Linked DNA regions of Homo sapiens: region 2 is linked to region 1. The links are chromatin loops, found by intact Hi-C in ENCODE. Cell type or tissue: A673. All regions are shown on one strand. Each heading gives the region's core, and the rest is flanking DNA. Links, peaks and the distances in the headings are about the cores only.

What was found. Hi-C counts contacts between places; a loop is a spot of excess contacts. Peaks named below come from ENCODE experiments on the same cell type or tissue, not always from the same donor. Only the 100,000 strongest peaks of a DNase experiment are listed, where the experiment ranks them.
Region 2: it touches region 1 in a loop (2.2-fold over the local background); 3 of 110 quality-filtered maps call a loop at or near these places.

Annotation. Positions count from the first base shown.
Region 1 is chr15:48,016,570-48,032,513 of GRCh38, reverse strand. The region is part of intron 2 of LOC124900354 (a long non-coding RNA gene); the gene reads right to left. Among named protein-coding and RNA genes, the nearest start is that of SLC24A5, 96 kb to the left of the region's middle. In A673, for the core only: no CTCF peak of the experiment used is centred there; no DNase peak of the experiment used is centred there; H3K27me3 peaks cover 538 bases.
Region 2 is chr15:48,277,507-48,293,450 of GRCh38, reverse strand. It overlaps SLC12A1 (solute carrier family 12 member 1), which reads right to left. Exons shown (of 27, transcript NM_000338.3): 21 at 8,202-8,345; 22 at 5,277-5,408; 23 at 4,935-5,046; 24 at 1,587-1,673. Among named protein-coding and RNA genes, the nearest start is that of DUT, 46 kb to the left of the region's middle. In A673, for the core only: a CTCF peak has its summit at 7,511 (motif pointing right); a DNase peak (open chromatin) is centred at 7,520.

The sequences.
Region 1 (15,944 bases), core at 3,461-11,460:
TTACACTTAGGTCTATGGTCCATTCATAGATAATTTTTATGAAAGGTGTAAGGTCTGTTACTAGATCATTTTGGTTTTTGCCTGTGAATCCCCACATCTGTCTTTTGGTATGAATATTTTATCATTGAAAATAATAAATTTAGAGGTCTATAAAGGCTCTTTATTGTTTTATTTTACAATGCGGACCGTTACTGCTTATCAGGTCCCACTGATAACCACAGTACTTTCAAAAAAGGTTGTCTATAAAAATCTGAGTGGGGACAGAGTTTCTCTGCTTTTTCTCCCCACCTACCACTTTTGACATACTAGATTAAATTTCAGCCCCGGGCCAATCTGTCAAAGAAACAGGAAATGTCTCTTGCTATGACATATTTGCCAGCGGCTGAGGTTTGAAACCAGGTGGGTATTAGTTCTTACACAGAAGCAATTTCTCCCGATCAGAGAAGCTGATCAGCTCAGCCAAAACCTTTACTGTATGGATGTGTCTTGATATGAAAAACATATTCTGATAAATGTTTAACAATTTGCACAATTTTCGAGAAACTTAAAGAAATAGGAAAGATGAGAGTTTGGGGAGGGTGAGGACTAGGGAAGAAAAATCAAATCTAAATATAGTTGTGCTTTCATCAATATTCAAACTGTATGTGGATGATTTTAATATGGTTATCAACACACTAAATAGGCTGTATGTGACTGGAGACAGAGTGATAAGGGAGGGGGTTAGTGTATTTCTCACAGTCATAGCACACTGTGCTTCTAACAGCTGTCTGACTACTGGAGAGTCCTGGCTCAATTTCTCATCTCCTGTAAAAGATAAGGAGTTGCTTACAGGTGCTCTGAGACATCACCCTGAGCCAGCGATGGGGGAAGGGAACCCACCTCTCTCTCCCTCCTTCATGCTCTCTTGCCTTTGCTATTCCACTGAAAGAAAAATCAATATCTAACCCAGAGAACAAATCAAACAGCTCCAGATAGGCAGCATTTCCCTGGTGCCCATCTAAAGAAGATATCTTCTGCAGGCCCTGGCAAAGAACTGTAATGACTGCAGCCAGCCTGTGGATTTCTATGCAGAAGGGAATATTTTTGCAATAGAGTCTACACTATGTACCTCCCCCTCCCACTTCCCCTCACTCCTTCTTTCTTGAACCAGAATCCCTTCCCCGTGCATCCCCTTAGAACTCATTGCAAATGAGCCTGGAGATCTGGCCCAGAGCAGAGGAGGTGTCCATGTTTTTAAAGCGAACTTTCCTTCCTTCCTGTTTACCATGTTCCTTCGTGGATGAATGGTGAATCTGGCCACCGGTACCTGGGATGGGCTGCTCAGGTTCATCGGGAGGTGATGTATTTTGCTTTGAGGCTTAAAGCACTCACTTATTTCTAACAGAAGCTAAAAAGCTGTCTGAGCGAGAAAGTAGTGTGGAATTTAGCAGGAACTACCGCTTGCAATACCACCAAGAAGGCTGCCAGCTGCCCAGGACAAGTGTTGTTCTCTTTTCTGCATTAATCAATGATTCCCTTTCTGTTTTCCAAGTATTTGAAGAAATTACTTTGTGTTCTATATATTGATTTATATCTGTTCCCACATGTATACATACAATTCAAACTTAACTGGGAAAAGAAGCTTCATGGCTTTTCCCAGCAGTCAACGAAATGATCACCTTACAAGATTTGGAATGAACGTTTAAGCACTTTTCTCCTTAGGACTAATACTCGTAATCATAATCATAGTAGTTATAGTAATAATCACCACCACTACATGTTAAATGTGTTCTATATCTAGGCACAGTGTACAGTGTTCTATATCCTTTTTCTTCTTTCATTCTTACATAAATTCTTATTAGGAGATCATATTCCTGCTGGTATCAGAAACTACAAACAAAACACAAAGTCTTTAAATTCACTATTTGCCTTTTTTTGAGTTTTGTCTTATTTTTTAGGCTTTTGCTTTTATAGAACATGTTATTTGAGACTTTTGGAACATGATGTAAGGTCTATAATAATGAAATCCAACTGAAGATTAGTTGCCTATTTTAAAAGGGCACATGTAGGTTATATTGTAAAGGTTAATATTAACAAGAAGAAGAAAAAGAAAAGGCACTTAACATTCACATGGCACTGGACACTGTTTCAACCATATGGCATTTGTTACCTCAACTCAACCCTTTTGATGGGTATTACTATGTCCCTTTGTAGATGAGGAAACTGAGGTTCAGAGAGAGTAGATAACTTGCCTAAGACCCTCAGCTGGTAAGTGGTGGAACTGAAGTCAGAACAGACTGGCCTAACCCTAAAGCGTGGAGCAGGTGTAAACCCATTATGGAATAGCTGCGCTCAGGCATAGGGAAGGGCTATTAGAATTAGGGAGGGAGGGAGGGTGAGGATGCATCAGGAGCAACATTGGCTGGACTTTTTGGGGCTGAGGCCTCTTCTGTCCTTAGGTAGTAATTACCTCCATGACATTGCATTTATAATGCAGGGGACGCTCTCTGCTGCAGGCAGGAAGAGTTGAAACACTAAGCCTGGTTGGAGGCCAACATTTGAGGATCTGTTGTACACATTTATAGAGTTGCTTGCTTAGTTTCTGCTTTTTCTGGAAATTGTCTCTCCACTGTGGTGACTCCCATGGCAACTGTATTATATGATGTGGCCTTGATCCACTGACCGCAGCTGATTATTCCAGGGCTAGCCCCCAAGCCAAGCTGGGCCAGTCTGGTTTTCTTTCCAGAAAATTTGGAATTGAAATTCAGCAGGAGCTCTGGGTGGCCTGAGAAGCTGAGAAAGCTGACCTGCAGCAGGAGACAGCAGTGCTGAAAGCATAGAGATGAAAGACTCAGAGGAACAAGTTCTGGTCTATCCCAGAGGCCCCACTGCATCCCTGCCCTGGGGTGCTGTGATACCATATATTAAAAATTACATGTAAGCCAGGCGTGGTGACTCACGCCTGTAATCCCAGCACTTTGGGAGGTCAAGGCGGGTGGATCATCTGAGGTCGGGAGTTCGAGACCAGCCTGACCGATACGGAGAAACCCCTTCTCTACTAAAAATACAAACTTAGCTGGGCGTGGTGGCACATGCCTGTAATCCCAGCTACTAGGGAGACTGAGGCAGGAGAATCGGTTGAACTCGGGAGGTGGAGGTTGTGGTTGGCTGAGATCATGCCATTGCACTCCAGTCTGGGCAACAAAAGCGAAATTCTGTCTCAAAAAAAAAAATTACATGTAATATGGTAAACTTCAATTTTTGTTTAAATCGATTCAGTGGGTTTTTGTTATTGGCAGACAAAGGGGCCCCTAATTCTAGAGTATGTACAGCCCAGTCCTAGGTTAGAGGACAGCCCTGAAGAGGTTGGCGATGAGATCATGGTGTCATATTGATGGCTGTGGTAAAGAGGAGACCAAAGAGAACTGCTGCATTCCCAGAGTCTCCTAAAATCCTGAAAATCTGAGGATGCAGTGCAGAGTTATTTACAGTCTAGTGATGGGATCCCCAGTGGATGAGGGAAGAAAGCTCACCCATTGCTCCTTCCCCAGTGACAGCCAGAGCAGAACGGAAAGGGGTGCCAATGGGCAGGAGGCCAAGAAGAGCAGGGTGGCAGCTGATCCTCCCAGGAGCCCACAGTGGAAGCAGCCAGGGAGATTTTGGGCACCAGGAGCGGGAAAGCATGGCTACTGTGGCCTTGTGCAAATCTATGGGAAACCTGCAGGAGGGCATTTGGTGGGATTTGAGGTTCTGTGATTCATGGGAGAGTATGTGGGGGGTGTACTGTGTTGTCACTATTGTTAGGATGCTACAGACACCCCAGGGCTGATGTGGCATGAAGCAATGCACCTTACACAAGCTGAGAAGAGCAGAAAATGAATCTGGATTCAAATGGAGGATAATTAGCAAAGCCCATTTATCAAACTCAAATTGAAAAAGACTGTGTTTGAATGTAAAACATCTTCTTTCTGCTCGTAGCTTTTCTCTACCTAGGACCGAGACAGGAGACCACAGAAACAGACACATCCCTGTCTTCTCCAAATGTCCCTCCACACTTTTTCCAGGCCTGCTCACCCTAGACAGTCTGTGACTCAGGCCGTGGCTACCTGCTTCCTCATAGGAGCTGACACAAAGCCTGCTGGTTTGCCTTATTGAAAATTCTCTCTGCTCTTTCACTTTTTCTGGCGAATAATAGGAGGTCATCTGGTTCGTGACCATCATCTCTTCCCGGCTTCATGAATGCTTCTTGATACTTTGAAATCAACAAAGATTCAGAGTGACTGTGTCTCTATGGATGATAAGGCACCATAGTTAAAGTATGAATTCTAACTCTATAATGCAAATAAAGGAAAAATCCAGGAACTGAATCAGATGGAACTCTTCTTATCAGATCTCACTGCATTTTACTATGTTAGCTTTTCTTTCCTTTTAAAAAGTATTATCTTTGCAAGAAGTGACTGAGGAATGTTATGCTACACTGAAAGGGAAAAATCTAGTGTCTTAGATATTTTTCTAAATAAATATTTATGTCCCTTCTTATTCTTTTTCCTTGGAAGCTCCTTGGTCTTTCTCATGAAAAGTACCATGATACATGGGCAGAGTATCTTCTACTTCTGTGGTTTGAGTTCATCTTGGTGATGATATGCTTTTGGTTGTGTTCATGAGAAATTTGTTTATAAGTCATTGCACATGTTTTATACCTGAATAAAAAAGAAATATGCATAGATGTCATTGTGCTTGATTGAATCCTTACGCATGACGATCTGAGAGCGCTTATGCAGGGCGTTATGAACAATTAATGATTTACTCATCTCTGAGTTCGAGCAATGTGGCATATATTAGCTGAGGCTGATGAAAGGCATCACATAAGTGCAAAACATTATTAGTTTTTAGGAAGGGATGATAAGATTTGAAGCATAACCCAGCCCTGGTGAAATACTCATTCTCTAGTAAGCTGCTTGCAGTTCGAATTGAGGTAGCAGAGAGGTTTTGGTCTCCACTCACGTTAATCTTTTAAGCAGAAATGAAGCCTAAAAACTCATAGATCTCTGATTGGAGGGGTGCCTGAGACATATACCTTAGACATCGTAAGAATCACATTGGGGACCAAATCTGAGATGTGTCTGCCAGCCTCTCGGGTGACCTTCCACCCAGGGGCTGAGGCAAGGCGGTGGAAGCTGGGCTGTGTTTGGCTCCCGGAAGCACCTCATCAGGAAAAGACGAGACAGGCATCTCTGAATGATGGGCTGTTAGAGGTTTAAAATATTTGCCTTGGGTGACCTTCGGGAAAAACACCATCCTCTCTGGCTTAATGTGAATTAAATTTTTCAATTACTCCAGAGGAAGGCAGGCAGTGGCTCCAAGCATGCTTATTTGTGGAAAGTAAAATGAAATTAAACACTTCAGCAGAAGAAATCTTAGCAGCTCACTGATTCCAGGGCATCGCCCCTTGCTGCTCAACGGCAGTGAAAATTTGATTTGAGGGTAACGGATATTTTAAATGGAGTGTCCTGAATCCATCTAAACATGTTTTTATTCTGAGAGAATAACTATACTAATTTGTATATCCTGTGAAAGAAATGAAGCATTTTAATATTTTCTTCCCCTTAAAGAAGAGTGCTGCAGATCTCTTGAGTAATGGAAGGAGAATTCATTGTAGGAATGTGAGGTGCTCCTGTTGGGTGTCACATACTGGTATGTAGAGGATCCCGTCTGTTCATGGGATGCTCAGATTAAAAATGGGGATCCTGGGAATGGGAGAAACTCTCATTAGTTTCATAACCTGCGTGGTCCTGTTCTTCTTTTTGCAAGAAGACAAGAGAAAAAGTGTGTGTGTATGTTTCATCGGGTTGTAGATATTGATCATGTATCAGAAAGACCATGATACTATGGTGTATTTAAAGTCTGGAACCAAGGGTTGTGGAATGATCATATCATCTTCCTTGGGGATATCTAGGAATATGCCAAATCTCTATGAGCTTGGGGTGGTTTGGACTTCATTGTTCCTGGTTGGAATGGAGGAATGTTCAGTGTGTGTGGAGAAGGCATGGCTTTGGTACTTCCGAGTATTCCTCTTCATAGCCTTTGTTTAGAGGTTTAATGAAGAAGCAAAATAAAAAAGGATGCGAGAAGGCAGGCAAAAAGAAAAGATATTCTATGATACTTTGATTTGTAAAGTGTTCTGTGATTGAGACTATAAACAACAGTTTCCATTTCTGATATATTCAGGTGTGTAAGCTTGATCCGTTACCACATAAGATCGCAAATGGGAACAGTCTCACCGGCTGCTTGAGGACATGCAAGAGTGGAAGTGGGAAGAGAAAGGAAAGTCCTCCATGTCAGGAAGTCTTGGAAACAGTCCTTTATGCCACTTAGGTTGTTAAATAACTTTGTGAAATTCCTTATCTTAAAATGGTTTTTGAACTAGAAATCAGAATGAAGGAAGTTTTCTTTGTATTATAATACTAAATGCATGTTTTAGGCTGGAGCAGTAATGCTAATGAAATTTACCATTTCTTGATTCCCTGCTATGGCCCAGACACTCACCTGAGAACTTTGATTCTCACAATAATCCTCTGAGATAGGTTTCTAAGTATTTCTATCTTACAATTAAAAAATTTAAGCTCAGAGAAGTAAAGTGCTTACTTTTTTAGAGTTATGCACACATCTTGGTCAGCTGTCAGCCTAGCTCTTTATTAGCCCACTAATAAAGGATATAGTTGTTCCAAACTAATAAGACTTAGAATGTAATCATGTTACTTCTGATGTGTTTTAAGATTAGAACTAGGTTACAAGGAAGCAGAAAGGATGAAGGAAAGAAAAGGAGGAGGAGGAGAAGGAAAGGAAGCAGAGAAAAGGACAAAAAATGAGGGGAAGAAGTAAAAATGGCAATAATGTCATATTTGCGGCATACTTAACAAATTGTTTATTGTTCATTTGAAGTTCAAATTTAACTGGGTGTCCTATATTTTATCTGGCAATCCCAAGTATGTTCCAGGCAAAAGGCTAAACATTTTCCATATATAATCTTATGTAAGATTTACAAAATAGCAAGCAGCAACTATTGTCCCCTGTTTTTTAGATGAGGATACTGAGACTCAAAGTGGTGAAGAGACTTATCCAATGTCATAAGCTGGGAGCTAGGGTATGACCCAAGCAGAACCTGTACACTGGAGCCCAGGATTACTGACAAAGGACACACCTTCTCTAGCCCCTCCTGGTGGAGTAAGTTAAAAATCTTGTATATATAAATATTCTGAATATAGAAATGAAACCTTTGTGGTAAATCTCATAAAAATGGGTCCTGAAGATAGAAAATTGCATTCAAACCTCAGTCATCTCCATTAATTACAAGAAAAAGTGTGAAAAGGGAAAAGCATGAATCGAATTGTGACATATTGCTAGGTGTTGCATGTTAAGGGAGACACTAAATAAAACAGAATGTATCTGGAGTTGTCTGATCAGGCTACTGGTAGTGGTGGGAAGAGGGTGAACTGGAAGTGTTTAACTTGGAAATAAACAACTGAGAAGAAGAAACACAATAGCTACCTGAATTATGGGAAGAGCTGTCAGTTCTAATTTCTAGTGGCTAGCCGTCTATTACTCCAAAAAATAAAACTAGACCAAGAAGTGAAAGTTTGGTAGAGGTACATTTCTACTTAACAACACAAAGGACCATTTTCTAGAAACCAAAATCGTCTAATGGTAGAACCCTGGAAATAATTGGACCTTATACTACAGGCCTTCAAGTTGAACCTGGATGACAGACCATCTGAGATGTTGTAGGGAAGATTTCTGAATTGAGTGAACAGCTCAGCCAGACAGCCGTATGGGTGTGCACACACACATACACAACTGTATATATATTTAACCCTTTCCCATTTAGAAGAAAAGAGTGCAGCTTGCTGCCAGTGCTCATGTAATTTTACACAAACTTGCTCTTTGAGGCTGAAGCAAATCTGATTTTCAATGCGAAAATAACATATAAAAACTGTTCTTGGAGTTATTTCTAAACAAAACTAGCACCAGAATTGTCTGAATCATCAGAATCATCTATTTTGGAAAAAATCAGACTCATCAAATGAATCTTTGGCCAATAACTGTTCGAGAACGATATTAACATGCTTAGGAATGGTACGTTTTCTAGGATTTGACATTTTTGGCACTCGAGAATTACTATATTTTGTAAATGGAAGTACCACTACTAAAACCAGAATGCTATAAATGGAATGATGTCATTTGTTTCCAAAGTCAATGAACGATGTGAAAATAACATTAAAAGTGAGATATTTCATGGCAAAATTATCTCAGGGTAAACGCTGCAGCCGCAAGCGCCAGCGAGTATTCTTGGGGCAAACGGGAGAAGGGTTAAGACATTATATTTGACAACAAATGAAACTTGGAAAGCTAAAGTGTCTCTCAACTTTAGTCATTTGGAGTCCATCCTTGGTGCCATTTTATGTCTTGGCATCCTGTCCTCTCTTTCCTAGATTATTATCTAAACCTTCTAATGAATCTTCCTGTTTCCAAACTCCCTTCTCCGTAATCATTTGTTCAGAGAACCTCCACATATTATTTTCTAAATTCAAGCATATTAATTGTATTCTCTTGCTAAAAAGCCCTCAGAGCTTCAATTATCTATGAGAAATGCATTTCAAGTGCCTGAGCATGGCCGACCAGGCCTGCCTCCAGTTGTGGCTCCTGCTATCGCCCTCTCGACTCCCCGTGTGTCTGCGGCTTCAGCTCCCCGAGGAGTCTTGCTGCTCTCTCTCTCTTCCCTCACCCACATTGTCTCTCCTTGTGAACTCCTCTCTATCCCTCAAAACCTAGTTCACATTTCGTCTTCTTTGAAACACCTTTTCTGATGTTCCTGGATAGAATTCACCACTCCTTTTTGTAGGTGTCTACCTTGCATACACTCTTCTTGCTGTATAGTTACTTCTGTTAACTTTGCTGTGTAGTTACTTCTATGTCACCTGACAGGCTCTAGGCCTCAAAAAGGCAGGAACTGGGTTTTAGGCATCCGTTCATCCACATCAAGAGCACAGTGCCTTACGCAAAGGAGGCACTCATAAATACAGAAGCTATTACCAAAGAGAAACCTCTGGGGGACTACAAAAATCCATGTCCATCCTAACATTTATGAGGCCTGGGACTAGAGTACAAATGGAGGCTCATATAACATATGCCTGCATATTTAAAAATTATAAATCAAGCTAACAAATTACTTTATAAAATAGGTTCTATCTTCCTACCAGGCCAAACATATCCTCACTGTGGCAATACCAAATATATGTAAAGCTTTGTGGGTTTTAAAACTTCTTTTTAAGGTCTGAAAGTCTGCGAAATACCAAAGATGACTGAATTTAATTATTAATGTCCATGTCTGAGGATTATTTTGGTGAATTGGTGACATTTGCATGAGAATAAAATGAAGACATACATAATACATAAATTACCATATATTTATTCCATAAAATTTATTCTCTTAACTTTAGCAAAAATCATCAATTATGTGATTTTCACATAATTTGGGTCCTATTTATAGTGATCATCTAAAGGATTAATAATCTAATTGCATTCCAAATAGACAAAATCTGAATGTATTTTCATATAAAGGATAAATAAACATCAAGGTGAAAATTGTAAATGAGAATTCTTTTCATGTAAGTGTTATTGTAAGAGTCAAAAAGTTGTAAAAAAATTAAAAGTTGACAAATTCATAATAGCAAAGACTTGGAACCAACCCAGATGCCCATCAGTGTTAGACTGGATAAAGAAAATGTGGCACATATGCACCATGGAATACTATGCAGCCATAAAAAAGAATGAGTTCATGTCTTTTGCAGAGACATGGGTGAAGCTGGAAACCACCATTCTCAGCAAACTAGCACAGGAACAGAAAACCAAACACTGCACTTTCTCACTCCTAAATGGGAGTTGAACAATGAGAACATATGGGCACAGGGAGGGGAACATCACACACCAGGGCCTGTCAGGGGGTGGGAGGCTAGGGGAAGGATAGCATTAGGAGAAATACCTAATGTAGATGATGGATTGATGGGTGCAGCAAACCACCATGGCACATGTATACCTATGTAACAAACCTGCACGTTCTGCACATGTATCAGAGAACTTAAGGTATAATAATTAAAAAAAGAATAGATGAAGAATAAGGAGATAGTAACTCATTTGCAGGAAAAAAAAGTTACAGTAAATTAAGGTTAACTTATTATTGAAGAAAGAAAAGGTTTTTAAAAAACAATTTTAGTGTAGCCTATGTGTACAGTATTTGTAGAGTCTACAGTGGTGCACGGTAATGTCCTAGGCCTTCACATTCACTCACCCCTAGAGCAACTGCTAGTTCTGCAAACTGTGTTCATCATAAGTGCCTATTCAGGCATACCACTTTTATATTTTATACCATATTGTTACTGTACCATTTCCATGTTTAGCTATGTTTAGATACACAAATACCATTGTGTTAAAATTGCCTACAGTATTCAATACAGTAACATGCAGTTCAGGTTTGTAGCCTAGGAGCAATAGACTTTACCATATATCCTAGGTGTATAGTAGGCTATACCATCTAGGTTTGTGTAAGTACACTCTACGATGTTTGTACAATGACCGAATTGCCTAAGGATGCTTTTCTCAGAACATATTCCTGTCATTAAGTGATGCATGACTGCATGTGCTTAGTATTTTCTTTATCGACCTCATTCTTTTGCTTATGAGGATATCATTTGAATCACTATCACGGTTATTTTTAACAGTGACTAAATTTTATTCATGAGTTTGATGAACCAATCAATTTAATAAGACATCTCAAAGTAAAATTTAATAAGAATATGTCTTTTGCCAAAAAATTTTATCACCTACATTTTATGGTTTGCTCCATTAAAGGCTCCTGAAGCGCTGCAGAGATGAGGCCTGGGTTTGCACCTGGCCAGTGTGAATACACAGCATTTACTCTGAGCAGGCACTTTGGTATGCTGGAACAATCACGTGCCTTGTGATGGATGATACATGCTCACTCCACTCTGCTGCCTTGCTGTGAAAGCTCTGTTTCTGCAGCCCTAGGAAATGTCATTATTCCACAGATCCAGGTTCTCAAATTATGGGGCAGTACTTACTTATAGTCATCTGCCAGATATACTGTGGGCTTTAAATTGGGTTTAATATTTGATCAAATGAAGACACCAACTTAAAATAAATTATTATAGAACTCTTGAGTCTTCTGATGATATCATACACAGGTCCCAAACTGAGAATTGAGAGTTCTAGAGGCAGCTTTAAAAGGATTTGTTGTAAAACATTATTTATCCCTAAAACTCAATATATGCCAACAATTTTATTGAGATATAATTTATATACCATACAATTCACCTACTTAAAGTAAAGTATGCAATTCAATGGTGGTTGTTATATTAACAGAATTGTGCAACTATCTCTATAATCTAATTTTGGAACATTTTTATCACCCCAGAAGAAACCCTGTACCCATTAGCTGTCATTCCCTATTTCCCTGCCCCTGCAGCCCTTTTAGTCCAAAAAACTCATCTACTTTCTGTCTTTATAGATTTGCCTATTTTGGATATTTCATATAATAGAATCATATAATATATGAACTTTTGTGTCTGACTTCTTTCACTTACATAATATTTTCAAGATTCATCCACATAGTAGCATGTGTCTACTTCTCTTTATGACTGAATAATATCCAATTGTATGGATATCCCACATTTTATTTATCCATTTACTTGTTGATGAATGTTTAAGTTGTTTCCACTTTGGGCTATTATGAATAATACTGCTATGAACATTCATGTACATTTTTTTTGTAGATGTATGTTTTCATTTCTCCTGGGTACTGTATTAGTCCGTTTTCAAACTGCTATAAAGATACTACCCGAGACTGGGCAATTTATAAACAAAAGAGGTTTAATTGACTCACAGTTCCGCATGGCTGGGGAGGCCTCAGGAAACTTACAATCATGGCAGAAGGCAAAGAGGAAGCAAGCACCTTCTTCACAAGGCAGCGTGAGTGAGAGAAAGAGTGCAGGGGAAATCGCCACTTATCAAACAACCAGATCTCATGAGAACTCCCTCACCATCACGAGAAGAGCATGGGGGAAACGGCCTCCATGATCTAATCACCTCCCACCAGGTCCCTCCCTTGACATATGGGGATTACAATTTGAGACGAGATTAGTGTGGGAACAGAAAGCCAAACCATATCATGTACATACGTTGGTGTGGAACTGCTTGGTCATATGGAAACCTTGTTTAACATTTTGAGGGATTGACAAGCTGTTTTCTACAGCAGCTGCATCATTTTATTTTCCCAGCAGAAATGTATGAGGGTTTCAGTTTTTCCACATCCTAATCAACACTTCTTATGGTGTGCTTTTTTTTTCCCCCTAGAGACAGGGCCTTACTATGTTGCCCAGGCTAGGCTGGAGTGCAGTGGTGCAATTGTAGCTCACTGCAGCCTCAAATTCCTGGGCTCAAGCAATCTTCCTTTCTCAGCCTCCTGAGTAGCTGGAACTACAGGTGCATGCCACAGCACCTGGCTAATTTTTAACTTTTATGTAGACATGAGGTCTCCCTTTGTTGCCCAGGCTTGTCTTGAAACCCTGGCTTCAAGTAATCCTCCTGCCTCAACCTCCCAAAGTGTTGGGATTATAGGCATGAGCTACTACACCCAGCCGGGTATGTTTTTCTTGACTACAGCCATCCTAGTGGGTATAAAGTAATATCTCATTGTGGTTTTGATTTGCATTTCCCTAATGACTAATGATATTAAGCATCTTTTTATCTACTTATTGGCGATTTATATATATTGTCTTTGGAGAAGTGTTTATTCAGATCCTTTGTCCATTTTAAAATTTGGTTATTAATCCTCAATGTATTTTTAAATGGGCGTTCTATGAACATGAGAAAATGAGATAGCAATGTGCTGTGGTTTCTAAGAGCTCATGCTCTGTGATCTACTAGCTATGCGTAGATAACGTATTAACATGTCTGAATTTTAGCTTCCTCAGCTACGAAGTGCTATTATCATCTCCTAGAGCTGTGGTGAGAATTAACTAAAATAACATGGATGAAGCTCTTGCGCGGCACCTGGCACATGGTAAGCACTCCACACACAGTAATTGTCATGACCTCTACAGCTCTTCCTGGCAGTGAATCCCAAATGATTTTGTCCTTTTTATTAGTTTATTGTCTCCACAAATAGACTGTACGTATTCTAAGGGTAGGGATGGTACTCTTATACTCTTCTTAAAATTCCCATATTACTTTTGACAGTCTGAGCAGGTAGTGAATTGGGGAAAGTTTCATGGAGCCAGTTGCAGGAGAACAGGGTTATAAAGATCAGGAAGATGAGAAGACCATTTGGGGTAGAGAGTAAAGACACAGAAATAGAAAGCAGTGAGTTCAACTCCAGAGAAACATGAAAGGAAATGGAGTAGATAAGGCTAGAAAAGGTGGAACTGGGGGTGGTCAGCCTTTGCTAGAATCACATTCCTGCACTGGAGCCATAACCTCAGTCCAGTGCACAAGGTCAAAGATATGGTGGTGCTCTCGACTCAGGTATATGGGCTGGGATGCCAGGCAGTAAGGAAGGAAGGTGGGCATGTTGCAGTCTGTAGCCCTACAGAGCCTATTCTGCTTCTTGATGAGCCTGCTGCCTAATTGAATGCCAGAACCAAGCATTTGCAGGAGATTGGTGAAAGGTCTTCATGGACTGTCCTGTATGAGTTACAAGCAGGAAAAGTACAAGTTGAAAGAAGATGTTTGGGACTGATCTCCCACAGTCCTCAAAGAAGTCTGGGGATGCAGCTTCTTCTTTGTGGTCTCCAGACACAGTCGTCACTCATTCAGGTTTCGTAGACCCATGAAAAAGAACAAAGACAAATTTCCGTTGTTGTTGTCTTTGTTGTTTTAAGTATCAGAATATTGTTGCTTTTCTGCCTGTTTAGTTAGGCCACAGCTTCCATGCCCCATGACTAGGTGAGTTTACTTGCATGGCTTCATTTTCTCTTTGTCAGAGGATGCTGTGACCTTTGTCCTTCCAAGCCAAAATTCGGAGCAGTTGCCTTGCCCATCGAGGTTATTCAGAAAGTCAGCGGGGACACTGGGAACAGATTCATATGTTCTGTAAGCCTGTGCTTTTTTCAAAAGACAAACTGACCTCTCTTATATTATCAAGAATTAGTAGGCACTAATTTATAGTCATTTTACTTCCTATCAAATGACTATTGGAAGTAATAAAAGGCCTGGACTAAGGCCATCCAGAAACTCCTAAATTGGAAATATCTGTGGCCTATTGTCTTCGGACTTTTAAATCCCACTTAGCAGCTGATGACTGCTCCCTTGCCTGGTGTCGGATGCAACCAAATCTTTCTATGCTTCCTGAGCATTGAGGGAAAATGTGGTTTTCTAAAAAGTAACTGAGACTGTTGCTGTGTTCAGTAAGCTGCCAGGGCTTGTATGAACATGCCAGGCCAAGCTGGGAGAGATTTTCTGAGCCTTCCAACCTCTACTCTTTCCCCTTCCCATGGAGGTTCATTTCTCAGGGCACAGCGTGTCCTCTGAAAAGTTTACATAGCTGATGGCAGCAAGCGGTGTTCTCCCAGCAGTGAGGGCTCCTCCCTCACTCCTACAGGCTGGCTCACCTTGCTCAGAGAGTCCTTGGGCCTTGGGGACAAGGGCAAGAAAGCATGTATGAGGAAGAACATGCTGGAGGAAAATTATAATCAGCCTAGAGGCAATTACTTTAGCTGATGCCATCGCTAGCAACACCTTAGGTACAACTCTCAAAACACACAAAGGGCTTGAGAAAGATTGATAACGTTTGCACCTTTTACTCACTATTTCTGTTTTCACATGTTTCCCATGCTTTCAGGTGCTTATGTTCAGGCAAACATCTTGCTTCTTTTGAATCAGAGAGGCCGATCAGGAGAAGGAGTTACGGTTTGGAAAATTTTCTTAAGGAGGTGAGGAAGGATGTATGAAGCGCATACAAGGTGCAAGTAGCTTAGATTGAGGACCAGTGGAATTGAAAGAAAATTAAAGAAAAGCAGTGTGCACAGTGAAAAAAGGAAATGAAAGAGAGTGGTTCAAGAGATGTAAGATCAATCTAATCAGTGACAGCTGGAAAGTGAGGGGTGTTCAACTCATGGACAACTTCAGTGCTTACTTCTCAGGGTCTGATAACTGCTTTGAAAAATTTCCTTGTGTAAACATGGGCATATCACCTAGTGTCCTCAAACCTCAATAACCTCAAGTATACACATTCGCCAACAGTAACATCCCACCATAATATTGTTGCGGGATCAGATGAGATCGTGTATATGAAAGCATTTTGTGAACTGCAAGCATTGTCTAATGTGAGATATTATTGCATGCCAGGAGACTCATTATTTACATTAACCAGGCCAGAAGCCAGTCAGAAGTCACACAGTGTCTCTCAAAGGAGTGCACTTTTATTACTTCCTAGCTCATAATAACTTGGACTGTCAACAAGTTAGTTAGTTTAGGAGAAGACCTTGGAGGCTTCTGTTGTGGTGTGGTACCAAATGAGGAGGGCTTAGTTAAAAAAGTGCAAATCTTCATGCTTTACAATTTCTTATGATGCCTTCTATGCTATCCTGTGGTGTGCACTTGGTAGAGACATGAATATTCCAGCAACAGTTCAGAAAGAAGTTCCATTCTACTTCTCCACCAATTTACTCTATCTGGAAAATAGTTTCACTTGTAGTCATCCTACTTAGAGGTTGGAGTCATCTGGGCGGAAATGCACTTCTGTATTCTGTGTTTTTTGAGAGCATAAATGAGATAGTGCAACACGAAGGGTTTGTGAATTATAATTTGCTAAGGCAAGTGGTACAGGTACTTGCTGTTGTGGGTCACAGAGGCAACTTGTACTGGAAACGTAATCTCAAGTAAGAAGAGTTGAG
Region 2 (15,944 bases), core at 2,706-10,705, 260 kb before region 1:
CCTCTGTATGATTCCTCTTGGAGGCCCCACTCCACATGAAATCAAATGTATTAAATTACATCTGAATGCAACAGAAAATATGATTTTAGACTATAAATAATTGAAGACATTTTATAATTGTTAAATGATAACTCTAAATATTTAATTTAATTTATAATTGGCCATGGTTTTTAAACAATCTTCTTGCACCCTTGCAAACTACTGTGAAGATCTAACCTACAACTGTTTTCAAATATCAGTGTTGCCAGGTGTGATGGCTTATGCCTGTAATCCCAGCACTTTGGGAGGATAAGGCGGGCAGATGGCTTAAGCTCAGGGGCTTGAGACCAGCCTGGGCAACATGGCGAAAGCCTGTCTCTACCAAAAAATTAGCCAGGTGTGGTGGCATGTGCTTGTGGTCCCAGCTATCTAGGAGGCTGAGATGGGAGAATGACCTGAGCCCAGGAGGCAGAGGTTGTTGTGAGCTGAGATTGCACTGCTACACTCCAGCCTGGGTGACAGAGTGAGACCCTGTCTCAAAAAAAACCCCACAAAACCCCCAAAAATATCATTGTTATAAGCTGAATGCTTGTGTCCCCCCACCCAAATTCATGTGTCGAAGCCCTAACTTCCAGGTGATAGTATTTGGAGGTGAAGCCTCTGGGTGGTAATTAGGTTTAGATGATTTCATGAGGGTAGGTTCCCTATTTTAGGATTAGTGCCCTTATAGGAAGAGAAAGAGACAGCAGAATTCTTTCCACCATGTGAGGACATAGCAAGGAGGCGGCCATCTACATACCAGGAAGAGGGCCCTCAAAGGGAACTGAGTAATTTAGCACCTTGAACTGGGACTTCCCAGAACTTCGCCAGAACTGTGAGAAATAAATGTCTGTTGTTTAATCCACCCAGTCCATCGCATTTTGGTATAGCAGCCTGAGCTAACTAAGACACTAATGGAGTTGATAAATATAACAATTAATGAGGATTAAAATAATGTCACATTTTGAAGATATTTAAATGATTACTTTTATTTTGTCATTTTCTTTTTTTTTTATTTTGGAGCCAATACATTTCTTTTCCAGGCTTCAAATAGTTTTAGACGTCCCCCCAAAATTCATAGGCCTTCCCTGTTGGGCCTTTAGTGCCTAAAAGCTAAAGTGGCCCTTTAGAGTTGGTATTGTCAGTGTGCCAAGAAGATACAAGCTATTTCCATATATTCTCCATCAGAGCTCCCCATCCAGGCTGCCCCACGAGTAACTCTGAATAACAAAACTTGCCCTGATGGCTCCATTCAGAATAGTATGACCTTGCACTTCGTGCTGCTCTTGCCACCATAGAAAACAAGAACAGGAAGGGCAATTCTAAAATACTAACTAATCTGTTTCAACAATTCTCCCTCTCAGGCTTGTCTTCACTGTAAAAGCTTTCCTTCCCTTTAGAATGTACTTGTTAGTTCCATGTCATGCTTATTTGAAGGCTCTTCTTATTAGATCCTATCAAGAAGTCGCTGCAGTAAATACATAACATTTTTACTGTTTGATAATCAACACAAAAGAGAATGAGAGAGTACCATGGGTAATCAATGTCTCTTGTTAAATATTTCATACCTCTCTTTGTTTGGCCTAATGTTGATGTCACCGATGATATGGATGTCTGCAAATTTTATCCTAAATTTGCTCAGAAGGGAAGCCATTCTGAAAATATAAAAGGAAAATACTTCATCATTGCATATTTAACTATTTTCAATCAAAGAGTTTTTTGTTTGAGTTAAGATATCAAAAGCAATCACGTCTTATTTCAGCTTAGCTTTCAGACAGAGGCTTTTTGGTTGGTGTTTGATTTTCATTACAGTACTTGATGAACGCATTAAGTGTGGACCAAGCTATTTCACTGAAGGCATAAAGAAACCCCTGTAGGTGCAGACACTGGCAACAGCCAATCCAACTCTGCATTTATGTCACAGGGAACAGAATGCAAATCTGTCCACATTTCTTATTATTTGAAAGACAGCAAGTCTTAATACTTATGGACTATTATATTGGTGATAATTTTTATAGAGTTACTGACAAGCTACTGACAAACAGTTATCATACAATATATCATAAGATGATAAATTATATGATTATATATACAAACATATATCTAAATTATATAATATATAAACATATTATAACATTATAAACCATCATATATATTATAAAACCTCACATATATATATATATATGGTTTTTTCCTGGCAACTGATAATTCTGATATAATTTCAAAGTTACAGAAAAGTTTTTAAGATAATACAAAGAACTCCCAAATTCACCAGTTGTTTATATTTTGTCCCGTTTGATTTACCATTTTCTTTGTTTCTCTCTCTTTATATTTATCTATCTATTTACTTCTATCTCTATCTACCTATCTACTCTAATCTTTTAAAGTCAGTTGCAGATATTAGGCACCTTTACCCCTAAATTTTTCAGTGAGCAGTTCGTAAGAACAAGGACAATCTCTTATATAAAGAGAGCACAATTTTTGAAATTGGAAAATTTAACATTGGTGCCATACTACCATCTAAGCCACAAAACATTTTCAAATTATACTAATTGTCCCAATAAAATATTGGCAGCTTTAAGAAATATAAAATATTATAGACATTATGTTAGTTTCCATGTTAATATGATCCTCTTTAAGTATAATTAAATCTATATAATATTAGCATACAAATATCATATTGCTTTGATTGAAAAGACATATATGCATATATGCATATATGCATAATATATATGCAGTCATACACCACATAAAAACATTCTGATCAATGACAGACTGCATATACGATGGTGGTCCCATAAGATTATAATGGAACTGAAAAATTCCTATCACCTAGTGATGTCGTAGCTGTTGTAACGGCATAGCACAATACATTATTCACACATTTGTGATGATGCTGGTGTAAACAAACCAACTGCACTGCCAGTCATATAAAAATATAGCACATACAATTGCGTACAGTACATAATACTTGATAACATAATAAATGACTGTTACTGGTTATGTGTTTACATACTATACCTTTTATTATTATTTTAGAGTGTACTCCTTCTACTTATTAAAAAAAGTGAACTGTGAAACAGCTTCAGGCAGGTCCTTTAGGAGGTATTCCAGAGGAAGCTTTGTTTTCACAGGAGATGACAGCTCCATGCCTGTTATTGCCCTGGAAGACCTTCCAGTGGGATACAGGATGTGGAGGTGGCAGACAGTGATATTGATGATCCTGACCCTGGATAGACCTACACTAATGTGTGTGTTTATGTTTCAGTTTTTAACAAAAATATTTAAAAAGAAAAAAAGAAAACAGTTTAAAAAGTAGAAAAATGCTTATAGAATAAGGATATAAAGAAAACACTTTTGCATAGCTGTACAATACGTTTTAAGCTCAGTGTTATTACAAAAGGGTCAAAAGCTTAGAAATTATGAAGTAAAAATGTTTACGGTAAGCTAAGGTTAATTTATTATTGAAGAAAAAAATATTTTTTATTCCCAGGTCCAGCTTTGAAGAAAAGTATTTTTGTATAAATTTTGTGTAGCCCAAGTATACAGTGTTGATAAAATCTACAGTAGTGTAGTCGTGTCCTGGGGCCTCACATTCACTCACCACTCACTGACTCACCCAGAGCAACTGCCAGTCCTGCAAGTTCCACTCATGGTAAGTGCCCAATACAAGTGGACCATTTTTTACCTTTTATGCTGTATTTTTACTGTACCATTTCTGTGTTTTGATATACAAATATTTACCATTGTGTCACATTTGCCTATAGTATTCAGTTCAGATTTGTAGCCTAGGAGCAACAGCATATACCATATAACCTAGGTGTGTAGTAGGCTATACCATCTAGGTTTGTGTAAGTACACTCTATGATGTTTGCACAATAGGAAATTGCCTGATACATTTCTCAGAATGTAACAATGTAGCAGTGTATAACTGTGTGTGTGTATATACATTGTTATACATTGTTATACATTATACATTATACAGTTATACATAGTTATACATTATATATATATATATATATATATATATATATATATGTCACATTCACAGCATAATACATCCTAAGAGGGAAGAGAAAATGTTAAAAATTACTGAATAAAGCCTGTCATTATTTTGTGACTTCTGGAAGTGCTGGTTCCAGGAAGGGCTCAGAGCTTAGTCCCTCAGTGCCCTGAGGGACTAAGAGCTGCTGAAGGTGGTTTTCTGGATTTCCATCAGAGACCTCTAGATGTGTCATGTTCTCAGCATGCTTATTATTCTCACAACTGGCATCAACTCTCAATGGCTAAATTAATGAGAAAGATACAGACTTACACTGTGGGATTTTTTTTTTTTAATTAAGAGTTCTCTACAGTCATCCCTTTAAACTCTTTCAAACTACAAAGGAGAAACTGGGGACCCAGATGCGTTTGGAGACTGTTGCAAAGTCCTGCAGCTCCTTGATGGCAGAGCTGGGGCTAGAACCCAGGTGCAGTCTCTCCATTTAGTTCTCTTTTACATATGCTGTTCTAAGAGTGACTGCCATGAATTAGGAGTTTTGAATTCCCACAGAAAAAGCAACTGGACCCAGATTTCCTTCAGGCTCTTCTTTTCTTGGATGCCTTTACTGGTCAGAACAAAATAAGCATTATATGAGATAACGAAGCTCCCACTCAAGACTTGAGATGAGGCTTCTGTGGCACCTTCCTTTTGGAAAGCATTTGTGACAGAGGATAAGAGGACTTGCTTGAAGACAGCGATCAGGAAAAATATGCGAATAATTTACTGACCAGATAACCAAGTAAACACGAGGCCTATCCTGGTGGCTTTGTCTTTGAGTCTATTGTGTCTCAGAGACACTTAAAGTTATTAAAATTAAAGCATTAAAGCAACAAACCTCTGAAATGACCTAACATGTGAGTGGCAAACTACTTACACAATTTTTTCTTCTTCAATGCGGTTGATCTTCCCTCCCACATAGATTCTTAATTTACAGTCTTTCCATTTTTTTCTGAGAGTTAAGATATAGGGGATAAGAAGTGTTAACCCTGGAATAAAGAATAAATTATGACACAATGAGTATATCTAAATGGAAGGAAATGAATAGCTTTATATCTTTATTCATTACCACATTGATAGCTCTTAATTAAGTTATAGTCTTTGGAGAACACAGAAATGTTATTCTTTAACCAGTATTGTTCCCATATACCTTCTCATGCAGTTTAAGTTTATCAAAATTGAAATTCTTGTCCCTAGTGTATTTTCTGAAAGTTTTTACCTCCATCATCAAACAACCACCAAACATCAATTGTGCCTTTTTCTTGTTTCTTTTTAAATTGAGTGCTGGCTTCCACCAGTTTCTGGTTGAACTCTCCCACATGCATCGACTGGCTTGTGTTAATGCTGCCATCTGAAACGAAAGAGGAATTGATGCATCTGTTTGCTTTTGAGGGCAGAAACAAAATAACTTTCCAATCAATCTAGTGATGAAAATAGAGAAAAGGTCACAGATTCATGTTTATTATACCTAAAATAAATAGCGGTATTCTTCAAAAGGCAGAGATAAAAGTCCAATCCCAGAATAATTGAGAACACCTTCAATAGTTAAATAAAATATTGACAGTCAATAAGTAAAACAGCTTTATAATAATAGTTTTTATTAAAAGACAATGGATTTTTTCAGACCTTTAGTAATCTGTCTCAGAGTGGAGTTATTATTTAGGCATGCAACAATGCTACTAGCCAGAATATCCACATTTCCCAAAATCTCAGATATAAATCACCTTAATGATATTAATATTTTTGTATTTACTTAACATGTGGTAAGTGGTTTTCTAGAAATAAGCTATAGAATCAGAAATATCCGTTCATTAGGGAATTGATTCATGAAGCACTATTTTGGTTTAAGTTCCATTCAGGTCTGGTTTATAAAATTTGCCAGGGACTGTGTGCATCTTGAACTCTATGACTATTTAGTCTCTTAGTTGGCCTGGCTTACTCTTCTGCTTTCTTTTCAAGGAATCTTGCGAAGCTAAAGTAAAGCCATTTGAGCTATTTGAATCTTTGTGAATTAGATGAAAAAAAAAAAACCTTAGAAAATATGGAAATACAAAACATCTTTACTTGAGTTATAATTAAGGGTGTATATAAAATAGTTACAATTTTTTTAAATGTGATTTCTACCCTAACATGGATACAGTGAAAGTGTACCAGGGAACTCGGCCAGTGTTGGAACTGGACCTGTTCCTGTTTGCCAAGAGGGGTTTATTTGCCACAGCGTACGTAGCATTTCTCATATCTGTGTCTTTGAAAGTCATGACTTTATTGCTGTGTTTCAAAGTGGTGGTGTCAGCCTGGTGCTTAGAGGAGGGCTGACAGCCTCTTCAGAGCTTCCTCTCTGATCTAAGAGGTTCTGAAGATGCTTTGTTTTATCTTTTGTTGTTTCCATGTTTAGAGTCTGTCAGTTCTGAAGCAATGATCTGATATTGTTTTTACATCCCTGGGACCGCTGAGGGAGAAAAATTTATTTACAAAATGGACCAAGCTCTGCCCTCACTTACAGACAAGTCAAAGCAGCCAGAGGCCTCCTGTTCACACTCAGGTACCTGGAGGCAGGATTGGTTCTCGTCTAGAACTCAAAAGAGTTGACAAGCAATGGAAGCCCAGAGTAGTGAATGGGCCCACTTTAGAGCTGTGTTTAAACTTCTAGGTATTAAAACAGTATATAACATTATTACTTTTCTTTTCTGAACAATTTGACATGTTGACTTTTGGAAGAGTATATTTTTGCCAAAACAAGTATTGTGACGCAGAAATAAGCTTCCAGAATAAATAACAAGTCCCGCTGTCATAATAAGGACATTAATGCTTCCCTCTCTCTAGTTGGAGCACATTATTGGGCTATGACTTTGGAATTTCCCATTATTTTCCAGACTGTACCACTTAATAGAGCAGATTTAATGGATTGTTAACTTTTTTCACAGTTAAACCAAATAATTAGAAAGAAAAGAAGATAATAGTTAGCATCCAGAACAGTCTTATTTAAATATTTTCACCCTAAAAGTCCTGATGTAGCTTCAAGTTGAATTCAAACACATCATTTATGTCATTTTAAGGTGGACTGTAAGGAGTAGGCCACGGCCCATGGGGTATCCCAGGAGCTCGACAGTAGCCAGAGTATTTGAAGTGGGGCAATATCTGGATTTCCCATCATTCTCTGTGGATATATAAAACTATTATATTACAGGTGAAATTTCGTCCTTGGGCTATAGTAGGAAAGCAAACAGACAAACGATTTACAGGGTAGGAGATGGCCTTGTCGAAGGGCCTCTTTAAAGGGTTGGCGCCGGTCAACCTAGACCAGAAGCTTGCTAAGTCTCCACTTGGATCCTGCTGTTTGACTTGGAGACCCTCCCAGAGAAACCATCTTTTCCTGGCCTCACACCAGTGTATGACTTCAGTAACTACAGGACATTCGTGCATAAACAAATGCCTGGTAACATTCTGATTTTTGACCAGCAGAGGTCACTGTGGACCTCATTAAACTCAAACCCATAGCGTTTCGGGAAGTAATTTTCAAAAAACCAAACGTTTGAATCATCTGTTTATAAAATGTGTAACAAGCTCTCCCAACCTCTGATCCTTTGTCCCAGGACTGCATACCATAAGTCCACATATAAGTGTAGCATTTAGATGAAATCTACAGGTAGTGAGTACCAATAAAGTTCTAAGTCGTGCATTCTGGTTTGTGATAAAGATGCTTTTGTTGAAATCAGCGTTCCAGCTGGATACCGTATTTGCATGTACTAGTCGTATTTCAGTTCCCTGAAATGTCTGAAAGGTAAGGGTGTCTGTGGATAAGACAGTTTGGGTATTGGCTCTTAAATTTCTATCCCCTTTCCATCTTAACTGAGAAACTTCTGTTTTATGGCATGCAATCTGCTTAAGCACTATTTGACTTCCAAACCAAATATTACATTTAAAAAATAATTTTTGACAGTAAGATGGTACAAAGTACTTAATGAGGTTGATAAATGACAATAGCTGCTACCGTTTATCCATACTACCTTCTGGAGAGAAACCTTTCAGTTCCTACCCACACTCAATGCTCCCAACATCTTAGATGCTGACTTCGGACTCTTCATAGATGCTCAAATAGTGACTCATCTTGTAAACTTTTTTGCAAATTTTAAAAAGTTCTTACCTTTTTTAGGCGTTGTCTTAGTAATGTTCAACTTGCCAGCTTTTTTAAACAAGCCTCGGATGCCTCCACTTTCCTCTTCACACTCATTATCTTTGATAGTCGCTTCCAATGCTAGTCTCTCCTGTTCTAATCTCTCTAATTCCTCTGATGAAAGAAGACAAAATCACCTACTTAACTCAGAACTACAAAGTTTCTAGAAACAATCTTATAAACTTTTAATATTTAAAATGGTATGTATGTGATAAAATAATTGTTTATACATAGTAATTTTTTCTAAATGATTTTTATATATTATCTTCTAATACAAGTAATATATTTTGGTTGGGTGAGGTAGCTCATGCCTGTAATCTCAGCACTTTGGGAAGCCAAGATGGGTGTATCGTTTGAGCCCAGGAGTTTGAAACCAGACTTGGCAACATGGTGAAACTCCATCTCTATGAACGATACAAAAATCAGCTGGGTGTGGTGTGTAGTGCCAGCTACTTGGGAGGCCGAGGTGAGAGGATCACCTGAGCCTGGGAGGTAGAGGCTGCAGTGAGCCATGATCATGCCACTGCACTGCAGCCTGGGCAATAGAGTGAGATCGTGTCTCCAAAAGAAAAGAGAAAAAGTAATGTATCTTAGTAAATTGTATTCAGAAAGTTGTCACAACTAGCTTAGAAAAACAGCTCTATGTGTTAAGTTATGATACATGAAGTTACAGCATTTTTATTTGTGAGGGCAAGAGAGGCTATTTAATGCCACCCTTATTCACTACCATGCAAAAACAAACAAACAGAAAATCTTTCACACTGTAAGCCACTGATTTACTGACCTAAGCTAGTGGGTCAGATGTTTTACAACTGGAAGTGACAAAATTACAGAAGTACACTGAGTATATATCAGCCACACAACAATGCTTCATGAATTGAAACATAAAACTAGACAGCAAGAATTAAGAAAAGATAACAAAATCTTACAATAAACTCTATAGGCTCTGGATACAAATTACAATGGAAAATATCCACCACCAATTCCTTTCAATAAGCAAAATAACTTTGTGGAGTGGGTGACCAAAGTCAAAGAAATAAAAGCTGAGGTTTCTGGGTGCCTGTCAGAGTTCAAATTGCTAAAAGGGGTCTTGTGACATGTTTTAGTCTGGAACAGGAGTCAAGCAGTGCAAAATTTCCTGCCCAAGGTTGAGACACACTATCCAAGCTTTGATGTTGTATCTGGCTGCCTTTTATCTTTTTTGGATTCCGATTGTGACGAAAATTTCCTAGCTGCTATGTAATGTGCTGGATCTCTCTTTGACCTCACCCTGCACTGAATCAGGGTAAATAAGACTTTCAAAGCAGTCATATGACAGTGCTACACTTAGGAGGCTTCTTGCTTCTTGCTTATACTGGGTGAGGTGGCACTCTTGTCAGATGCCCTCATCTTATTGCCTGCTGAGAACAGAGCCTTAGAAAATGAGCAATGCTCAGAGGAAGAGGATAGAAAACCTAGATTCAGTGTTACAAAACACTGGGAGAGCTTCTGTAAATGTCAACCCTTGGAGCCCATTGCGTTATCTATCTGTGAAGCGAAGCTATACAAACTCTAGATTTATCAATTATGTACTAACTAAATCTGTCAGGACAGTCACATCCCTAGACGATGCTGCTATTCAGCTACACAGAATTGTCTGGCCCCTTTCCAGGTCTTAGCAATTAATCTTTTGCGAGTGGCATGAGATTTAAGGTCAAATCACCCATGTGATTTCCCCAAAGCTTCAAAGGTTCTCAAGATCAGCAGCTATAGAAAATCTGAGAAATTAGACTGATGGTATTAAAGCTGAGACAGAAGTTGCTTACCCCTGACTTTTGAAAGGAGAAGACAAGCTGCATTGCACTGGGGGGTCACAACCAATTACAGCTCTGCTGCTGGCTTTATGTGACATTAGGCAAGTAATTTACTTTTTCTATGCCTCGGATTTCCCGTCTGTGAAATGGAAAACTGTAACCCTTTCCTTTTCCCACCCCCCAAGCTTTGCAAAAAGAATAAACAAAGTTTCTGCATAGTGTTTTGGAGGTCCTTAAAAAACAGAGCAAGAATGGCATTCTATAGGCAGTATATTTATGCAACTTTTGGAAATGGGCCTAGTCATGCAAAACAAATTGAGTATTTTGAGATGCCTGGGAGTTATTTTAGCAATTGCTATTTATTGCACACTCTTTGGGTGCCAGGGACTGTGTTGCATTTTATTCCTTTCTAAACAACTCTGAGATAGTTACTACTATTATCATCTTCATTTTGTAGATGAAGAAACTAATAGGTTAAGTGAGTTGCCTGATATCACCCAGCAAGTTACAGGGTTCATATGCAAAGAGATCTGCATATGCTTCCCACCATGAAGACCTTCCTCCTGTGGCTTATTATTATTACTATTTCAGAGTTGTTTTATTACCTTCCTATGCTTTATCATCAGATAAACCTAAACACTCTCAGGCATATGGTGTAATGGGCTAAGTTAATCCCCCAAAATGATGGCCCATCCAACATGTCATTTTAAAAGGAGGACCCTAAAGATACGGTTCTATATGGAAGGCTGCACTAGAGCAGCAGCACTGGTACCCAGACTTTGTTGTCACTGTCCTGGATGACGGCATCCTAGCTGTTATTTTGTCTTCTGGGGTATTGCAGGGGCCACTTATGGGGTAACCTGCTCTTTGCAGTCCTCTGATGTGGCAACTGTAAGGGCTGCCCTGGGAGGGGATTCTTCTCTTTTCTTTTTTTTTGGGCAGGCTCCAGTGCGCCCTATGATTAGCCACTGGTTGCCATGCTCTTTGTCCTCTAGTTTGGACAAAGAGGGAAAGAAAGATAAATCCTCTTTTGTAATGGAGTCAGCGGGCTGAGTGAACTGGGAGCGATTCCAACAATTGCTTGAAGGTATGTGCACAGCCCATCCAGAACAGAGCAAGCTGCAAAATTGCAGGCCTGAGAGACAAAATCAAATTTTGCTCGAATGCTTTAGATGTAGCAGTTTCCTCAAAGATGATAGAGACAGAAGATTACAGAGAGTATTTATTCTAAAGGCTAAAATCAGCTTGCTTTGCCATCTTGGATTTTCAGATCCATACCATGGTGTGATTCCCATTTGCATAGTGATTTTCGCAAGTTCTTATTCAAGTTAATTCTTAATTATTCACTTGGTAGGTGATCTAAGGCCTCCTTCTGTGCACTCCTTCCTTTTCGCATTTCAACACTAAACAGAAGTGATGTTTTGATTATCTGTTCTTCTGAATGATCTATCTGGTGTACTGCTTGCCTCTGTTTGCATGCAGGGAAATTAAGAGTAGACTTTGTCTAAACATTTTTGTCAACAGAAATACTGGCCAGATGACTTGCAAAGGCATACCATTAGCCACAAGGGGAGCCAGCCAAGAGAGTATGAACGAATGGATATAAGTTGATTTCCACTAGCCTGACAATAAAAATTACTTTTTCTATCATCACCACCATCACGACTACATTTTTAATTTTCAGAAATTACAAAGCCCTTTCTACATAGTATCTCATTTGATACGAATACTGGGATGCATGCAGAGCTGGTATTATTCTCCCCATTTTACCAAAAAGGAAACTTGGGCTCAGAAAGTTCAAGTGATTTGTCCAAGGTAGCACAGCTAGTGACCCAAGTCTTCTGCTCCCAATTCTAGTGTTTATCCCTCTTCTCTCTTCTCCTTCAGTGATATGCCTTGATCGCAATAGCTGCCTGTTGAAGGAACACCCAGTCTGCATGTTTTCAAAAACCATCCCCAAATTTCTCAATCAGAATCAATCTCCTCTGTATTTCCGTAATACCTTGCTTAAACCTTTATTCCACTAACTACTATAACTGTGTGACTTGGATGTCTATCTTATTCACAATGGACTCCAGACTCCTGGAGGGCAGAACTTACGCCATTTTTCATCACCAACATTTATTGAGAGTTTACTGTATGCCAAGTACAATGCCAAACACTTTGCAGCCATCAAATTCTTTAATCCAAAACAACAAATCTGTGACGTAGGTACTATAATTATTCCCATTGGAAAATGCAAAAAGTGAAACACAGAGAGGATGGGTAACTTGACCAACATCACACAGACAAAAGATGTCAAATTTGGGATCCAAACCCAGGTCTGTCTATTCCAAACGCTATGCTTGGACCTCATGTTATCCCTCCCATGTTCTTCATGCTGCCACCCCTCCCGTTTATTACCTGGACCCATGTTTGCACCAACAGGCACTCAAGAATTGTATGTTGAAATAAATTAAAGAACAGATCAATGCTGTTCAATTCAGTTCAATAGTTTTGAAAGTACTGTCTTTATAAAAGAAGAAAAACAAGTGCAGAGTTGTGAAGAATGGGGGTGTGAGAAGTGTGTGTGTGTGTATGTGTGTGTGTGGTAAGTACAAAAGACAATGTTTGAAAGAAGTGCAGTTAATACCGTATACAAAGTTATATAAAAAAGGGGCAGATAGAGGACAGAAGGTGGGACCAGTGAGATAAGAGCCTGGGAAATGGAAGCATGAGAGGCAAGTGGGGAAGGAGAGGGGACTTTTCCCTGGAAAAGACCACCACCTGGAAATCCTTTAATGGTACCTACTGGGAACTTGAATACATTAGATAATTCTGTAGTATGTCATAGTTTATAAGGCCACATTGCTACTGAGAGATAGAGATAGAGATAGATAGATAGAGATCGAGATATGGAAATAGGGATATAGAGAGCATGCCTGCCCTTCTCTCTTTTCAAGATGTTTATAACCTCAACCTGAAGTTATGACGGTGGAAGAAAAAGCTTAGACCTGTAGGTTCTCTCAGTTGAGGGCAGGTTTCTAATCAATTTTGTCATCCACATCCCAAACAGTTTTCACAGTAATAACTAAGAGTGACTCTTGAGCCATACTGTCATGTAAATGCCAAAAGTACTTTGAATAGTAGTTACTGTATTTTCAAGTGCTTTATAAATCGATTATATGGTACCCAGTTGGAGTGATTATTTTTTGAAACTCAATTTACTTGTCAAGATTGCTTCAAATGTTATGTCCCCAGTCTTTTTTTTTTTTTTTTTAAGATATCTTTTAGAAATAGGCAGAGGCCCTACAAATTACAATCTGCTTTGAATCTTAAGGATAGAGAGTCGTTAATTATCTGACACCAGAAGGGAGAGCAGGGAAACCCACTGGGGAATGGAATCCCTTCCCATTTTACAGCATCCTTTTTCTTTATTAATTTTAAGTTGTAATTCTTTCCTTGGTCAATCAACTCAAAGCTGTAAATGCTCATATGAATCAATGTGCTGTACCCCAGGTGAAGTCTAGTTGAATTGAAGGCAGGAAGCAATCCTGCAGTGGTTGCCTTCTAATCAAGTAATTATTTACTACACTGCCATCTGTCTTTATTTTGCTAAGCCACTTGATCAGACACAGCAGTATCCCCGTGCTCTGAGATGTTCACAAATCATGCTGTACTTACATGGAATACTTGACCACAATATATGGCAAATCATGTTCCATCACTTTATTTCTTACCAGTACAATTTTGACTCCTTGTTGTAGTTGGAAAACTTGCTAAATTCCTCTGGGAAGTGAGCAGTATGAAATATCATGGCTTTTTTTGTGTGTGTTGTCAGGCAATAATTTATTAAGAGAAACTATCAGTCATCAGTATTGGATGAGTTGCTACAGTATACAAGTTACAATGTTATGAGCATCGATCTTATTTATATTAAAAGTTATTCTCACATAAGCCTGTGATACAATATAAAAATAATTGTCGTTAGCTGGTAAATTATCTATAAAGCTGATTTCTATTCACTGCTTTATTAACTACAGTATATGGGCACTCTGAATTGCTAATATTTCCTTTAAATTATAATCTGTGATGACACTGTGGTGCCTGTGTTGGAAAAGCTATGATGACAATCATTAACATAGTATAATGCAATACTTAAGATTTATTAGGCCCTTATTAGGCCCTGAATTACAGCATAATATAATGAAATGCAAGTTTATTTCTTCCAATTCAAAATCTAATAAGAGGTTTGTGTCGTAAATTACATAAACCTCAAAACAATGCATGGAAATGTGGCGGAAAGTTAATTTCTATCATGTTGTTTTTCTGCGTGTTCTTCATGTATTTGTGTAACATTGTTTTTCTTTGTTTACCCTAGATAGTTGGTACTTGTAATTATTTTATTAGCATCCAATTGCATTTTCCCTTTCTTGACTAAGAAGCAGAAATATTTCAAACATCAAAGTTTATTTAAATAGGATACAACCCTTGGGAAATTAAAAGGGGATGCAGTTCACTGCCAGGATTATTTGAGAAATATTGCAAAACTTGGTTGCTGTATTGCTTTATAGAAGTAAATTGATGGTGCATCTTGGCAGATGGAACAATGAGGGGTGGGAGCAATGCTTTTCAGCTACATCACATCTTTCAGCTTGAAGAGATCAACATAACACACAAAGCAAATGTGTAATCTAAATACAAGTTATATTTTGCATTCTCATTTTTAGATGGAAAACATTACAGCACAAAAGCCAGGAGAAAAAAATTAAAGTAAAACCTAGGAAGTTCGCAACAGAACAGTTCTCTTAATACTAAGTTCTTGTAATTGCCCTCAAAGTCAGGTCTATGTTACCATAGACAGGCAGCCCCCTTGTTGGGTGTCTTAAGGAACACATAGAAACAGCTTTGCCTCATTCCCAGAGCTCAGATTTCACCATTGCCTCTCTTTATATGTCACCATCCTCTCTAGCTCCTCTTTTTCAAAGATAAAATAGGGGCTTTCAAACAGATACAGGTTTGAATCCCAGCTGTACCAATGACTAGCCTTGTGAATCTTGGGTAAGCCCCCATTTTACCAGTTGTAAAATGGGGACAATGATAATACTCTCCTCATAGGGTAGCTGGGATGATAAATGCTATGTGTGAACAAGAAGCATAATAGATGGCACATAATAAGTGCTCAAATATTTTTTGTTGTTGTTGAGACGGAGTCTCGCTCTTTCGCCCAGGCTGGAGTGCAGTGGCGCGATCTCGGCTCACTGCAAGCTCCGCCTCCCGGGTTCACGTAAGTGCTCAAATATTTTAACTATGTTGCTACTAAAGTATTAAGTTCTACTAGGAGGGAATATACATTAATAGTGAATACTCACTGAGTGGGAGTTAGTATTTCTGATCTGGAGATTTAAAATGTCCATAAAGAAGAAAAGGGGCATAAAAAGGAAGGCTAAAGGCACCAAGAGATAACCTTTTGTGCTACAATTTTGCATAGGATGCACTCTCCTCGCTGTTTTATTTTTTAATGCTTCATTATCATAGAGTATACATAATCAGATAGTAGCTCTCTGTCTTATACAAACACTTGATCTCTAGTTTTTTTCTTCGTCCTCCTCTTCTCCTACAACATACCAGAATGGTTGCATCAGAAAATTCACCTAATCCACTCATATTCTTTCCTGTTTTGATGTAGACAATAATGAACCAGCAAATAGAGTATGAATCGATCAGGCAATAGCCCTTAAGAATTCTTTTTTCTGTCTGCTGAACCTACTCTCAGAAATACCCTGATGCCGCTCCTGTACCTTGGAGACTTCATGCTGCCAGAGAAAACTGGACAACCACAACTGGGTTTTCACTGTTGTACACTGATCAGTTCTTGCTGATCTTTTTCATTCTCCATCATGACTTTTTAAAATGCTTACTAGTTTCTTCTCATTCTCAG